Linked DNA regions of Homo sapiens: all the other regions are linked to region 1. A link is an interaction called in ENCODE POLR2A ChIA-PET data of the cell type or tissue named here. Cell type or tissue: PC-9. All regions are shown on one strand.

The links. Peaks named below come from ENCODE experiments on the same cell type or tissue, not always from the same donor. Only the 100,000 strongest peaks of a DNase experiment are listed, where the experiment ranks them.
Region 2: POLR2A ChIA-PET joins it to region 1 with 13 read pairs; 4 of 35 experiments call an interaction of 5 or more read pairs at or near these places.
Region 3: POLR2A ChIA-PET joins it to region 1 with 20 read pairs; 3 of 35 experiments call an interaction of 5 or more read pairs at or near these places.

The regions. Positions count from the first base shown.
Region 1 is chr1:43,204,900-43,209,899 of GRCh38, reverse strand. CFAP57 (cilia and flagella associated protein 57) reads right to left here. Exons shown (of 23, transcript NM_001378189.1): 10 at 2,968-3,180; 11 at 1-157. LOC105378685 (a long non-coding RNA gene) reads left to right here. Exons shown (of 5, transcript XR_007066041.1): 4 at 3,508-3,554. Among named protein-coding and RNA genes, the nearest start is that of CFAP57, 35 kb to the right of the region's middle. RefSeq lists an enhancer at 2,508-3,707. In PC-9, no CTCF peak of the experiment used is centred here; DNase peaks (open chromatin) are centred at 2,419, 2,849 and 4,049; H3K4me3 peaks cover 1,679 bases; H3K27ac peaks cover 4,197 bases.
Region 2 is chr1:43,392,327-43,397,326 of GRCh38, reverse strand. The region is part of intron 1 of SZT2 (SZT2 subunit of KICSTOR complex); the gene reads right to left. Among named protein-coding and RNA genes, the nearest start is that of SZT2, 4.9 kb to the right of the region's middle. In PC-9, no CTCF peak of the experiment used is centred here; no DNase peak of the experiment used is centred here.
Region 3 is chr1:43,520,356-43,525,355 of GRCh38, reverse strand. It overlaps a transcript of PTPRF not described here. Among named protein-coding and RNA genes, the nearest start is that of PTPRF, 8.0 kb to the left of the region's middle. RefSeq lists an enhancer at 3,586-4,086. In PC-9, no CTCF peak of the experiment used is centred here; a DNase peak (open chromatin) is centred at 2,055; H3K27ac peaks cover 1,566 bases.

The sequences.
Region 1 (5,000 bases):
CATGGGCCTGGTACTCATTGAATTCCTTCTGCAGAGGCAGAGGGTACTTCATGGCACGAATGGTTCCCACCGAGGTGCCCACAAACATCATGCGTCCAGAATGCGAGATGACAATGGCGGTGTAGGTGACATCAAACGCCGATATCTCTCGAAGGATCTGAGACACAGGCAGCTCTGCTCAGTGTGAGGGGTCGAGCTGTGGCCCCCACGTCCCAGTGCCATACTCTCTCGCCCTCTGCTCTAACAGATCCCTAGGGGCTTGTCTTTAAAAAATGCTTTTTCTATCCCCTTTTGGCATCCGGTATAGTGCCTAGCACAAAAAAAGGCGCAAACTAGATATTCCTTGTTGTGTTGCTGGTAAATAACCAGGTTCATGAGTTAGGAATAATACTAATAGAGAGAGATATTCATATAGCACTTACTATGTGCCAAGCACTGTTCTGTGCCTTCTCCATGTTGCAACTCATTCAATCCTCACGAAACCCTCTGAGGCAGTTACTGTTATCCCTAGTCTATGGATGACGGACCATCTGTGTGAAAGGCATTTGCTTCAACTCATGTACCTGGGTGGGCTCCAGTCTCTGCTTTGACTGCTATGCATGGGTGCATTTCAAAATGAGAATGGGCTATTGCTCATAAATGCATTCAGCAAGCATTTATTAATGCTCATTACATAAGCAAAACCATACATTAGTCTCCCCTTATCCTTGAGGGATATGTTCCAAGATCCCCAGTGGTGCCTGAAACCACAGATAGTACTGAACCCTATATATACTATGGTTTTCTCCTATACGTACATAACTATGATATGGTTTAATTTATAAATTAGGTCCAGTAAGAGATAAATAATACCTAATAATAAAATAGAACGGTTATAAGAATACTGTATAAAAGCTGTGTGAATGTGATTTCTCTCTCTCAAAATATCTTACTCACAGTATGGTACTCACCTGTTTTTGGACCTTGGTTGACCACAGGTAACTGAAACTGTGGGTAAGGTGGGACTACTGTACTATCAGAGCGCCCCTTCATTCCCTCACTCATTCATGCACTCATTCACCCACCCACCTACACACATATTTTTTTTTTCTTTTATTATTATTATTGTTATACTTTAAGTTCTAGGGTACATGTGCACAACGTGCAGGTTTGTTACATATGTATACATGTGCCATGTTGGTGTGCTGCACCCATTAACTCGTCATTTACATTAGATATATCTCCTAATGCTATCCCTCCCTGTTCCCCCCATCCCACGACAGGCCCCGTTGTGTGGTGTTCCCCACCCTGTGTCCAAGTGCTCTCATTGTTCAATGCCCACCTATGAGTGAGAATATGCGGTGTTTCGTTTTCTGTCCTTGCGATAGTTTGCTGAGAATGATGGTTTCCAGCTTCATCCACGTCCCTACAAAGGACATGAACTCATCCTTTTTTATGGCTGCATAGTATTCCATGGTGTATATGCGCCACATTTTCTTAATCCAGTCTATCATTGATTTGGGTTGGTTCCAAGTCTTTGCTATTGTGAATAGTGCCACAATAAACATACGTGTGCATGTGTCTTTATAGCAGCATAATTTATAATCCTTTGGGTATATACTCAGTAATGGGATGGCTGGGTCAAATGGTATTTCTAGTTCTAGATCCTTGAGGAATCACCACACTGTCTTCCACAATGGTTGAACTAGTTTACAGTCCCACCAACAGTGTAAAATTATTCCTATTTCTCCACATCCTCTCCAGCACCTGTTGTTTCCTGACTTTTTAATGATTGCCATTCTAACTGGTGTGAGATGGTACCTCACTGTGGTTTTGATTTGCATTTCTCTGATGGCCAGTGATGATGAGCATTTTTTCATGCCTACACACACATTTATTGAATGCTGTGCACCACACAATGTGCCAGCTAGTAGGGCTGCCAAGAGGAGCAAAAGATGGCCCTGCCCTAAAGGGGCTTTATTCTGGCACAGCACTGATAGCTGCCATTGAATTAGGACCAGGCTACTCGGGGGTACACAGGAGAGTCACCATACTGTCAGCTGTGTTCCAGCCACGGGAGATCTGCCTTGGGCTAGCTTGCTGCCGTGGTATCTACGCACTTTCCCAGGCACCAGTCACAGGAAAAGTGGGAGGAACCAGCTGGAGGAGCGCACAGCCCATGTTTGTATGATGCATCCTTGCTGAGCTCCTCTCTTTTCCCTTCACTATTTGGAGCCCAATGTAACTGTACGGTTTCAGAGTTTGGGGATTTCAAAAGAATACAGTGGCAAGCCTAGGTGAGAGCAGCTCACTGCACAGTCATGCATCGCTTGATATGGGATACATGGTTAGGCTATTTTGTCACGCAAACATCACGGAGTGTATTTACACAAACCTAGCTGCGACAGCCTACTATACACCTAGGCTATGTGGTAGAGCCTACTGCTCCGAGGCTACAAACCTGAACAGCATGTGACTATGCTGAATACTGTAGGCAACTGTGACGCAATGGAAAATATCTGTGTATCTAAACAGAAAAGGTACAGTGAACATTTGGCATTATAATCTTATGGCATTACAATCTTACAGTCCATGTGGTCCATCATTGGTGTTACTCAGTGCATACCGTAGTTAGGTTTTTACCCCAGGAATGTAAGTGCAGACCAAGGGTAAGAGTACAGTTTAGAGATGACATGACCTCCATGCCTGGAAGGTGGGAGAGAAGTTACAGACAGCAAGTAAAAGGGAAATGAAAAAGAGCCCCGCAATTTACAATTTCACCCAGTCAGGAAGGAAACTAGGCAGGAAATTCAGGAAGTGACGATAACTGAGCTAATCTAAAAGGAATGAGGAGCCTGATGTTATCTTGGGAAGAAGGGGCCCTGTATGCAGAGGCCCTCATTCCGTGCATACTTTGTGCTGTAAGCACGGGAAGCTGTCCCTGCAGATCCGTGCACCAGCCCAGAGGCGGGGCAGGGGCAGACTCACCAAGGAATCTGCAATCTCCTTGAGGGTGTGGTCTGATCCAACAGCAAAGATAATTTTGGCATCGGGGGAGACAGTAACACAGTTGTAGCTGCAAGACTTGAGCACGCATTCTGTCTCTCTCTTTCCTGTGGACAGATTCCATTCATACACAGCACCATCTGTGCCACCAGAAATCAGTTTGCTATCATCTGCATTCCACACAATTGAGCGAATCTGCAGGAGAGGAAGACATATCCAGTGAAGAGTGTACACACACTTACACCCTAACACAGAAAAGGGTGCAAACTCCTTAGGTGCTCCACTAGACTGAGCAGAACGTCCTTTCCTGCTGTAGGCCCTTCTGTTAGCACAAAACATAGCTTCTTGTGAACGTTCACATTCTGTTTTCTATGACGCTTGCAAATTACTGAAGATGAAACACTCTCATTTCTTTTTCACTTTATGAACGTAAAGACTGAATCCTACAGGTTTCTTAAGGCTAGAACCAACCAATTATTGCTGTTTTTTCAAAACATTTTTGAAATAATTATGTATTCACAGAAACTTGCAAAAATAGCACAGAGAGAGTGGACTTCTGGAATGGCACGGTAAGAACCTCAACTTGACCTTCTCTCTGACAATGTAGGTTAACTGGTAAATATGATAAAAAATAATCATTTAAAGTCTTTAGAAGGCTGGGTGCAGTGGATCACATCTGTAGTCCCAACACTTTGGGAGGCTGAGGTGGAAGGATCACTTGAGCCCAGCAGTTTGAGAATAGCCTGGGTAACATAGTGAAACCCTGTCTTTATAAAAATAAAAATAATAAGCTGGGCATGGTGGCATGTGCCTGAGGCAGGAAGATGGTTTGAACTGGGGAGGCTGAGGCTGCAGTGAGCTATGAGTGTACCTCTGCCCTCTGGCCTCAGTGACAGAGTGAGACCCTGTCTAAAATAAAATAAATAAAATGTCTCTGGAAATTGTCCTCAGGGAATACAGCAAATGGAAAAACATTTATTCAAGAAAATCTACTCAATCCCAGTAAGAACAGAGTCTGCTGCATTTAAGCCATGACTCGCTCTGTTACGGCCTCAGCTCCAGAAACTTCACTGCTGTGCACTCTGGGCAGATGTGGCCAAGATAAGCGACTCCCTCTCCCCATAGCTCCTGATCTTGGGCTATGGTTTCGGTCTGGAAAGGGAAACTGCTGGGATTTCTTATTCTTACCCCAGCCCCATGTTGCAGAAGCTCTATTCCAAGCAGGTGTGGCCAAGAGGGCTCAGACTCTCTTCCCCTCGGCCCATTGTCACTTGTTGGAAGAAACTCCACTCTAAGCTCAGCATACTGAGAATAACTGTGCCCTAATGATTCCTGACCCAGTTTGCTTATAGAGTGAAAGTTCCAAGCCATGAAGGGCAAGCCAAAAAGACCAGGGGCTTACATACGTGCACACACACATACACACGCATGTGCACACACACGCACACACCTCAAGTGTCACTCACAGAAGTGAGGATGTTACTCCTGGAAAAGCAGGTCCCCGCCCCAGCTCTGGTGCAGTGGAGCAAAGGTTCTGTCTGTGGGAAAGTCAGGTGCTAAGACAGGGAGCTCTACAGCTCTGCTTGAGGGGGCTGACTTTATTTGGAATAGAACATGGAAAAGTCCATGCCTATGGGCATTGTCTAAAACAGTGGAGATCTTGGTGGAAAGTGATTAAGAGGAGGCTGATAACTCCAGGATGTAAGCAAAATGATATAGAGGAGTGGAATTTTGATAGAACAAGGGAAAGGGACAGAGAAGAAGAGTCCTTCAGGGATAACAGACAACTCTAGAGGCTGGAAGGTCTTGTGTATGTGTTAGACTGTACTGATTCAGGTGCAGTCAGAGTGGGATATGAGGAAAACTTGAAAGCATCTCCTAAGCTACACAAAGACCCGTTAACATAGGGCAGAGTCTCACTGGCACAACGGGCCTACCAAACACAACAGTCTACCAAATGCGGAACATTAAGCTCTCCCGACCCAGGGGCATCTCCTAGGAAGCCAGGCTTAAAA
Region 2 (5,000 bases), 190 kb before region 1:
GGCTCCTCAGTAGCTGGGACTATAAGCACGTGCCACCACACCCAGTTAATTTTTGTATTTTCAGTAGAGACAGGGTTTTGCCATGTTAGCCTGGTCTCGAACTTCTACCTCAGGTGATCCACTGGCCTCAGCCTCCCAAAGTGCTGGGATTACAGGTGTTAGCCACCACACCTGGCCTATACATTGTTTCTTGCTGTAACCCTAGAGCCTAGCACAGTGCCAAGACATACTAAGTGTTCTAATAATAACTGTTGAATACATGTATGAACAAGGAAAACTAATCTCACAAGCTGTATTTATTCTGTTTCCAGCTATTCTTAATTTGTTACCAATAATTTCTAATTTTTCACTCTTCTATCAACATGGTTTTTGTTGACGAAGAGTTCCTGTCCTTTATTCACTTCATCTTTCAATCATTTATGGACAAGGTAAGCTATTCTATTTTTGGAGTTTTTCCTTTGCTTCCACAAACATCGTTTTTACCACATTTTCACTAGTATCTTCTTCTTTATTGTTCCTGGAACCCTGGGGGAGTGCAAATGGGGGTTCTAACAGATTTGCTTTATGTTCCATTAGCTTTGTTTTAGAAAGAACAGTGTTACAGAAAGAAAGTGTTGTGATTTGACAGCTAAGACTCTGGGTGAGCTTCCTCCTGTGTAAAAATACCAGCTAGCCCAATGATGTGTGAAAGCACCTTGTAAAAAGTAACGTGTATAAATGCACAGATTAGTAATAACAAAGTGTTGCTGTTTACCTCTCTTCTTTGAGTCAGAAGTCCTGCACAGCCATTCACTTCAGTGTTGTTTCTTTGTTTTTTTTGCCCATACCTGTTTAGTTGGTAGAGTTGGGAATGTCCTCACATAGAGCCAGAATCTGTCTTTTTGATAATATCTTGACCTACTCTTAAAATCTGTTGTCTTGAAAATATCTAACCCACTTTTTGTTTTACCTTCTAAGGCCACACAGGGAGAATCTGACCCTCTGCCAAACGAGAGTCTATTAAACATGTGATGACAGCCCTGAGTCTTTACTTTTCTAAAACAAACATCTTTGGGTTCTTTAAGTGTGTCTCAAATGGCATGGTTTCAAGTTTCCTCACTATTTTATATCTTAGATTATGTGCCCATGAATGAATTCTGGCTGGTCTACTTTACAACTTAAAATGTGGGGACCAGAATGGAACATAATACTCAAATGAGGTCACAGATTCAGATTCTCCTAGGTTATACTTGCTCAGGAAACCTCCATGACTTTCTCACTTGTGCTGCTGTCCAAACACATCTCCCATTTTATCCTCATGCACCTGGCTTTTTTGGACACATACGATCATTCAATTAGTCCTGTCACTTGGATAAATTCAGCCTATTATTTTATGGTGAAGCTTAAGAGTGTTGTTTCTTCTTCTACTAAATCTCTCCAGTTTGATTTCCATGCTAACTTGTTCAGGGTGCCATCATGTCCTCATCGAACTCCAAAAAGAACAAAGGCAAGGTAAGCATGCATGCATTCACTCAACAAATTTATGAAAAGCCTGGTACATGCTAGGCACTGGGCTGGGTCCTAATGATACAATGAAAAGCAAACACATGCATTCCCTGCTCTCATAAAACATATTCTATAGTGAAGGACAAAAACATTGATCAAATAATCACTGTGACTATTGTATAATTACACACTGAGTAAGTGCTCCGAAGGATAAGAATGTGGTTCTACAAAAACAAGTAACAGCCACGTGCAGTGGCCCATGCCTGCAATTCCAGCACTTTGGAAGACCAAAGTGGGCGGATTACTTGAGCCTCAGGAGTTTGAGACTAGCCTGGGCAACATGGCAAAACCCTGTCTCTACAAAAAATTATGAAAATTAGCTGGGTGTAGTGTCATGTGGCTGTAGTCCCAGCTACTCAGGAGACTAAGGTGGGAGGGTCGCCTGAGCCCAGGGAGGTTGAGGCTTCAGTGAGCCATGATCATACCACTGCACTCCAGCCTGGATGACAGAGCAAGACCCTGCCCCACTCCCTGACCTCCCCCTCCTCCCAAAAAAGCAAGCAAGTAACAAAGTAACCTGTTCAGGCTAATACCTTAAGAGAAAGTGATGCTGAAGGTTGAGCAAGGTTTGTTAAGTGAGGAGAGAATGGGGGTAAACGAGACAGAGGGCACAGACTATTAGAAAGCTTTCTTCCAATTACCAGTTAGTAGGCCACTAAATTTTACTACTGTACAGCTTCCATTTTTTCCCACCTTTCCTTGAAGGTTATTTTGAATGATGGACTGACTCTCCAAAGGCACAATGAAGTCTAGCTCATCAATCAGTTCTTACAGAATCCACCTTCCTGAAATCAAGAACATTTGCTGAACATTTGCCTAGTCTTCTTGCAACATCCCCCTTTACATATGATCCTTCAAAGTCAACAACTATATTTTCTTTTTCTTTTCTTTTTTTTTTTTTTGAGATGGAGTTTCGCTCTCGTTGCCCAGGCTACAGTGCAATGGCACCATCTCGGCTCACCGCAACCTCCACCTCCTGGATTTAAAGCAATTCTCCTGCCTCAGCCTTCCGAGTAGCTGGGATTACAGGCATGCGCCACCACGCCCGGCTAATTTTGTATTTTTGGTAGAGACGAGGTTTCTCCATGCTGGTGAGGCTGGTCTCAAACTCCCGACATCAGGTGATCCACCCGCCTCAGCCTCCCAAAGTGTTGGGATTACAGGCATGAGCCACCGCGCCCAGCCCAACAACTATATTTTCAAAACATCATTTCTAAGTTCTCTTCACTTTCAAGATGTAATTTATCATAACTAGAAGACTTAATAATTTAAGCAGCTAGAATGGTGTTTTTCAAAGTGGGATCCAAGGACCAGCTGCATGAAAAATCACCTGAAGTGCTTATGAAAATACAGCGTTGAGTCCCAGGCACCACCCCAGACCAACTGAATTAAGAGTTGATGGGCTCCAGACTGGGTGCTGTGGCTCACACCTGTAGTCCCAGCTACTCAGGAGGCTGAGGCACAAGAATTGCTTGAACCTGAGAGGTGGAGGTTGCAGTGAGCCAAGATCACGCCACTGCACTCCAGCCTGGGCGACAGAGCAAGACTCCATCTCAAAAAAAAAAAAAAAAAAAAGAGTTGATGGGCTCCAGAATCTACATTCTAACAAGGTCTCCAAGTGATTCTTCCACATTAACATTTGAGAATCCCTGAATTAGTTCTCAGAGCATCCACACTCACATGGAGCTTCAAGTCCTCATATGAATCCTCCTTGAGTCTGAAGTTCATTACTCTCAGAGTAGTCTGGCAAGGAAGACAAAGTAGAGTTTCGGGGTCAGGGACCTGGATTCAAATCTGATTCTATCATTTGCTATATAGGTGACCTTGGACAAGTTACTTAATTTTTCCAAGCCTCGGTTTCTTTATTGATAGTATGTGGATAAGAATATCTTCATAGGGATGTCGTTGCAATTAAACAGGAGAGGAAGGCTATCATTCTTTGGAATATTTATTGAGGTCTACATACCATTTATACCAAGATGAATAAAACATTACCAGGCACTGTGCTGCATACCATGTATACCAGGAAGAATGAAGCATGGTCCATCTCATTAATTTGTTGCTTTGTCTTTTTGTGCCTGTCCCTTTGTGATTAAGGTCTGATTTGTTCAGCCTTTTCTAACCCTTGTGCTGTCTTTTGTTAACACATTCCCACAAAATAATGTGGATTATTTCCCCTCTTGAACTGGCTAAAATCTTCTTACCACTATACATCAAAGTCCTGAGCCTCTAGCATGGCCTCAAGCTGCATCTTCTCCAGCCTTATCTCTCACCAATCCCCACGCAGTTAAAAGCATGTATTCCAGTGTTAGAGCACTTAGGATCAAATGCTTGCTCTGCTGATTATTAACTATATAGTTTTGGCAGAGACTTACACTCTCTATGCCTCAGTTAGCTCATCTGTGAAACACAGATAATAAAAGTGCTTATTTTCAGATAATTTTTGAGTATCAGATGATACTCAGTAAGCATTCAGTAAGTGCTAGCTATTCTCATTGTCAAACTGCATCCACACAAGGAGTTGCTTCCTCTTAGTTCTCTGAAGGCTCCACTGGGCTCCTTCTCACCTGAAGATCTTCACTATTCCCTTTGCCTGCAATGCTCTCTGCCTCTTCTTTTAGAAAACTTCTACCTATTCTTCAGGCTTCAGCTTAAATGTCATTCTTCTGAGTCTTCCTATTCACAACCCCTTGCCTCCCCATTTCTTAACAAGGTAGGTTGAGAACCACTGTTAAACACCCTAATTCACTCCTTTACAGCACTTATTATCCTAATTCAATCCTTGTTTACTCCATAAAGATAGAGAGCATGTCTGTCTTACACGGCTCTGTATCCACCCTGATACTTAGCACAATTCTGACTCCTACCAGCACTCGTAAAATATTTCAAGTGTGTGATGAATGAATGATTTCCTAAATCTGACTATACCCAATCTTTCTCTCTTGGGATCCTAACAGCCTCTAAAAGTCAATAACTTTATTACACCCAGGGGCAGAACTCTTCAATCTCTTTACCTTCTGATAAAATTTTCAGAAATGCAAATCAGGGAGTTAAAAAATGCTTAACTTAGGCTGGGCACGGTGGCTCACGCCTGTAATCCCAGCACTTTGGGAAGCCGAGGCAGGCGGATCACGAGGACAGGAGATTGAGACTATCTGGCTAACACGGTGAAACCCCGTCTTTACTAAAAACACAAAAAGTTAGCAGGGCATGGTAGCAGGCGCCTGTAGTCCCAGCTACTTGGGAGGCTGAGGCAGGAGAATGGCGTGAACCCGGGAGGCGGAGGTTGCAGTGAGCCAAGATCGCACCACTGCACTCCAGCCTGGGCGACAGAGCGAGACTTCGTCTCAAAAAAAAAAAAAAAAAAGCTTAACTTTTGGCTGAGACTCCCAGGATTGTGTGTCTTGACTTGAAATTACTTTAGATCTGTACTGCTCTATATGGTAAAGACTACT
Region 3 (5,000 bases), 320 kb before region 1:
CACAATGGCCGACCCTTGAAGGCTGCCCAGCCTACTCTTTCTAAGCATCCCACGCTGGGTCCTGTCCTCTCCCAAAACTGCTCCTCTCCTGCTCCCACCTTGCTCCCTCTACCTCGCGATCACTGCTCCGTCTCATCAGATCTCTCTGCTGTTGACCTCGTGTTCTCCTAGAGAGCTCTCCTCAGCTCTCTCCTTTTCACTTTTCTCCTGGTCCAACTTAGATGCCAAGGTCCAGCATTTTAATAACACTCTTGTCAATAACCCAAGCCTCTTGGCCTCTCTGCCTTTTTATCATATCTGTCTGGCAAAAAGCCAGCTCCAAGTGAGCCCTCCTGTCTGCCGTCACAGGGCGGTGCTCAAGCAACCACATGACTCCACAGGTCAGACAGATGTTCCCTTAAAGCAGGGACTACATAGGGGCCCTCTGCGCAGTTCTCCAGTCGGCTTGGAACCGCACTCTCTGTAACGGCTATTCCAGCCCTCCCCATTCTCTTTACACCTTCAGCCAGCCCATTTTCCCCTCGCTGTCAGATGGGACCTTGCCACATCTTTATAGAGAGGATTAAAGCCACCACAGAATTTTCCTGGCTCTCCACTAGCACATTCACACACCTCCCCACATCTGCCCTCTCTCCTGCTGCCTTACAGGAAGCACCCTCCTCCTCTCTCAGGCCAGTGTCTCTGCCAATCCTAGATTCCCTACCCACTCCTGCTTCTCAGGCCCCTCACCTATCCATTGTCCCCTCCTTCCCTGAGCACCACCCCCAACCTTCAACTGGAGCCATCCATAAACCTACTCCCTGCATGCTTACTTTCTCCTCCATTTCTCCATCAACTTTATTTATTTATTTTATTTTTTGTAGAGGTGGGGTCTCACTATATTGCCCAGGCTGGTCTCGAGCTCCTGGCTTCTAATGATGCTTCCACCTTGGCCTCCCAAAGTGCTGGGATTACACATGTGAACCACAGCACCTGGCCTTTTCTTTCTTTCACATTTAAAAAATTTCAATAGCTTTTGGAGTACAAGTGATTTTTAATGGACGAATTATAGAGTGGTGAATTCTGAGATTTTGGTGCATCCGTCATCTGAATATCGAACATTGTACCCAATATGTATCCCTTACCACCGCCATCCTCCCACTTCTGAGCCTCTAAAGTCCATTATACCAACCTGTATGCCTTTGCGTACTCACAGCTTAGCTCCTGCTTCTAAGTGAGGATGTACGGTATTTGGTTTTCCATTCCTGAGTTCCCGGCCTCTCTTCTTTCTTTCTTTCTTCCTTTTTTTTTTTTTTTTTTTTTTTTGACAGAGTCTCGCTTTGGCACCCAGGGTGATGCGATCTCGGCTCACTGCAACCTCCACCTCCTGAGTTCAGGTGATTCTTGTGCCTCAGCCTCCCGAGTAGCTGGGACCACAGGTGCATGGCACCATGCCTGGCTAATTTTTTTTTCCTTTTTTTTTTTTCTTTAGTAGACTTAGGGGATTCGCCATGTTGGCCAGGCTGGCCTTGAACTCCTGGCCTCAAGTGATCTGTCCGCCTTGGCCTCCCAAAGTTGCTGGGATTATAGGCGTGAGCCACCATGCCCGGCCCCAGCCTCTTCTTCCATAAGAGTGTTCTGTTTGCCATTATGGCATTCCTACTCACTTCATCCAACATTTGGTCAAATCTGGCTTTTACTATCTCTGCCCCCAACATCTCCCCAAAACACAATGTCTGTGCTATGATCTCCATGTCTTAAAATTTGAAGGCCAGTTTTTTTTTCGGTATTCATTTTCTTAGACCTCTTGATTACTGCATTCTTCAAACCCTAACTTCTTTGGCTCCCTTGACACCATACTCTCCTGGTTTGCCTCTTAACTCCTTGGTCTTCTTCTCAGTCTCCTTGGCGGGGTCATCCTCCTCCACTCAATCCATCAAGTGCTCCTGTCCCTCGACGCCCATGCCTTGGCCTTTCCCCTTCTTACTGTGGACTCTGTCCCTGGTGATCTCATCCATGCCTACAGCATTGAGTACTGTCCATCTGCCGATGATTCACACCTTTATGACTCTTACCCAGGGAACCTCTTGTGTAAGCCCTTGATGGGGAGGAGCCCAGCCAGCTGCCTAGTCAACATCTCCACCTGTGTCCCAAGGGCACCTCAGCCCCAGCATGCCCAAGATCTCCCACCAGATCTTCACTCCCTGATTCCTTTCTCGAGTTCTCTGTCTGAGTCAGTGGCCCCACTGTCCATCTATAGGCAAGCCAGAATCCTGTTCATTTTACCTCCAGAGCACCTCTCTAATCTGTACCTTTCTCTTCAACTCTGCTGATGCCTCACTGGTCCAAGCCACCATTAACTCTTATCTGGACCTCTGCAGCGCCTCCTCACTGATCTCTCTACATCTGCTCTGCCCCTCCCCCATCTTATCTCTGCGCTGCAGCCGCAAATGGGGTTATGTCACTCCGCCACGAAAACCTTCGAATGGCTTACATGGGGCTGGATTAGGAGCCAGCTCCTCCACATGGATGAAATGCCCTCCCTTTGCCTACCTCCCCACCTCATCCAACACAACGCTTCTGGTTCAGTCCTCTGCGGTGGCGCCAGCTTCCTTTCAATTCCTCAAACATACTGCATTTCCCCCTTCCCTCTCCCCATTCTTTCTAGAAGACTTTCCACCCCACCTCCTTCACATGGTAACTCATTCTTCACTTTTGGTTCAAGCATCACTGCCTTGGGGCAGCCTTCCCTGACCCTTAGTCTGAATAAGTACAGGGCCCTGTTGCTGTCTGCCAGAGCATTCCTTTATACTTCTTGTTACACATTTAATGGATTGATGCCTGTCATCCATGTCATTCACTCAATAGCTATATGTTAAATCCATATAAGGTGTCTAGAGTAATGTCTGGCACCCAGTCACTACCCAGTAAATGTTAGCTATTGTTATCCTCAATATCTGGAGACCAAGGAAAGGCAGAAGAGCCCACAAAGGAGAAAAAACGAACAGTCACTAGGAAGGAAAGAAGAAAAGCAGGGGAGAGTTACTCTTTCACTCATTTCCTCTATTAGGCTCACCCTTCTGACGCCGCTCCTCCTATGGCACCTGGAGCTCTTTTCCCAGATATTTGCGTGGCTGTCTCCTTTTCATTTTTCATGTCTGTGTTAGGTCAGGTTTCCCAGAAGAAGACCCTGAGATGAAGTGATTTATTAAGCAAGGGTTCCTGGGGGAAACTGGCAAAGCAGAAGGGGAAGCCGAACAGAGAAGGGGAAGAAGCCAAGCAAGGGGGGATTTCAGGCCATGTTCTTGGAAGAGTAGCTTCAGCCTGACCTCAGGGGGACCCATGAGTGGAAATGTATGCCTCAGTGTTGTCCCCACCCCTGCCAAGGGCGTGAGCCTTCATACCTCCTAGCCTCCTTAGTCATCTGTTGAGGGCTACCAGTGGGGCTGAGAATGGCGGGTGATGAGTACACCCTCTTCGGGGACTTTCTAGCTTGCATGCAGACAGAGTGGCTCCAGGAAGTCGAGGACCGTCCTCCATAAAAGAACTGGTGCTAGCTGCTGGAAGGCAAGGCACGCTGAAGGTGGGGCTGCGTCTGCCTCTCACCCCCTCACCAAAAATGGTGGAAGGGGATCTGAGGGGTCTATCGTGTCTCCACTGAAATGTCACCCTCTCAGATAAGCCTTTGCTGACCAGCTGACCACCCTATCTAAAATAGTTTTCCATCACTGCGACGGCACTCTCTTTATTTCCTTCACATAATTTAGCACAATCTGTAGTTTGATTTCATTTTTGTTTAACAACTGTTTCTGCTGCTAGACTCTAAGGTCTAGCAGGGCAGGAATCTACATTACTTTATTCCTGCCAGATCTCTAGCACTAGGACAGTGCTTGGTATATAGGAGGTGCTCAATCCATCTTTTTTGAATGAATGCATTGGTGAATTAGGCACATGCACTGAGCGCTCAGCTGGGTGAGAGGCAGGTAACGCCAGATGTATGTATAGGGGGCTAGCTGCACCGCGCTGGCCAGAATGTGGCCCGCACAGTTGTGCTTGTGAAGGGGCCATAGAGGGTCAACTCCTCTCTGAGGCAGCAGACATCACCCCGAGGCTGTGTATCTCTCTGGGTCCCCAGCTCTTTGTGCAAAGTGGGATGGAGCCCATGGGGATCCAGGCATATGGGCAGTGGGATTCAGAAGTATAGGGGAGCTTCTGGCAAGGCGCTTGAAGCTGCATAGGCGCATGTCATGGACACCTCCCCACACACATGCCACCAACACCACCCAATGCCTCAGGCTAAACTGGCCTCAGTGAGGGCAGACTAGGCTGCGAGAGGGCGGCCTTGCATTTGGGAAAATATGGCCCTGGCTCTGAGTAAGACCCATGGCACTTATTAGCTGTGTGGTCTTGGACTTCTCTAAGTCTCAGTTTCCTCTTCTGTAAAAAGGGGATAATACTGACTTTGCAGCATTATAGGAAGGACATGAAATTGTGTTTGTAAAGAGCTTCGTCAGAGCCTGGCACATTGTAGGTTCTTGAAAATAGAAGCTATTTGATGATTATTAGAATTAGCATAATCAAGCCTCTAATAGCACCAGTTTGGAGAACTATTTAAAAGCTAATCCCACCAGGCCCCATACCCTGGTAATCCCCGACTGTCTGAATGAAAGCCTGTTTCAACATCCATCCACCTTCTTCTGCAGTTGCCCTCCCCCATCCAGCTCCCCACTGCTCCTTCCTCAACCTCTTAAACTCTCAGCCCCTTCAGACTTCCTCCCTGCAATTCCTGCCTAACTGAGGACACAGCAGCTGCCTCCAGGGGAGGCCACCATTCCACAACCACAGAGTAGTGAGGCAGAGCAGCATCTTTCTCACTCTCAAAAGCCACTCCCAGATCATTATTCCTTCAGCCTCATGGAAAAATCCCTGCTCATTTAAGGCTCACGCCATCTGGCTCTTGCAATTCATTTATTCAACTAAGATTTATTGAGTGCTTTTTCTTCTTTCTATTTCCATACTTT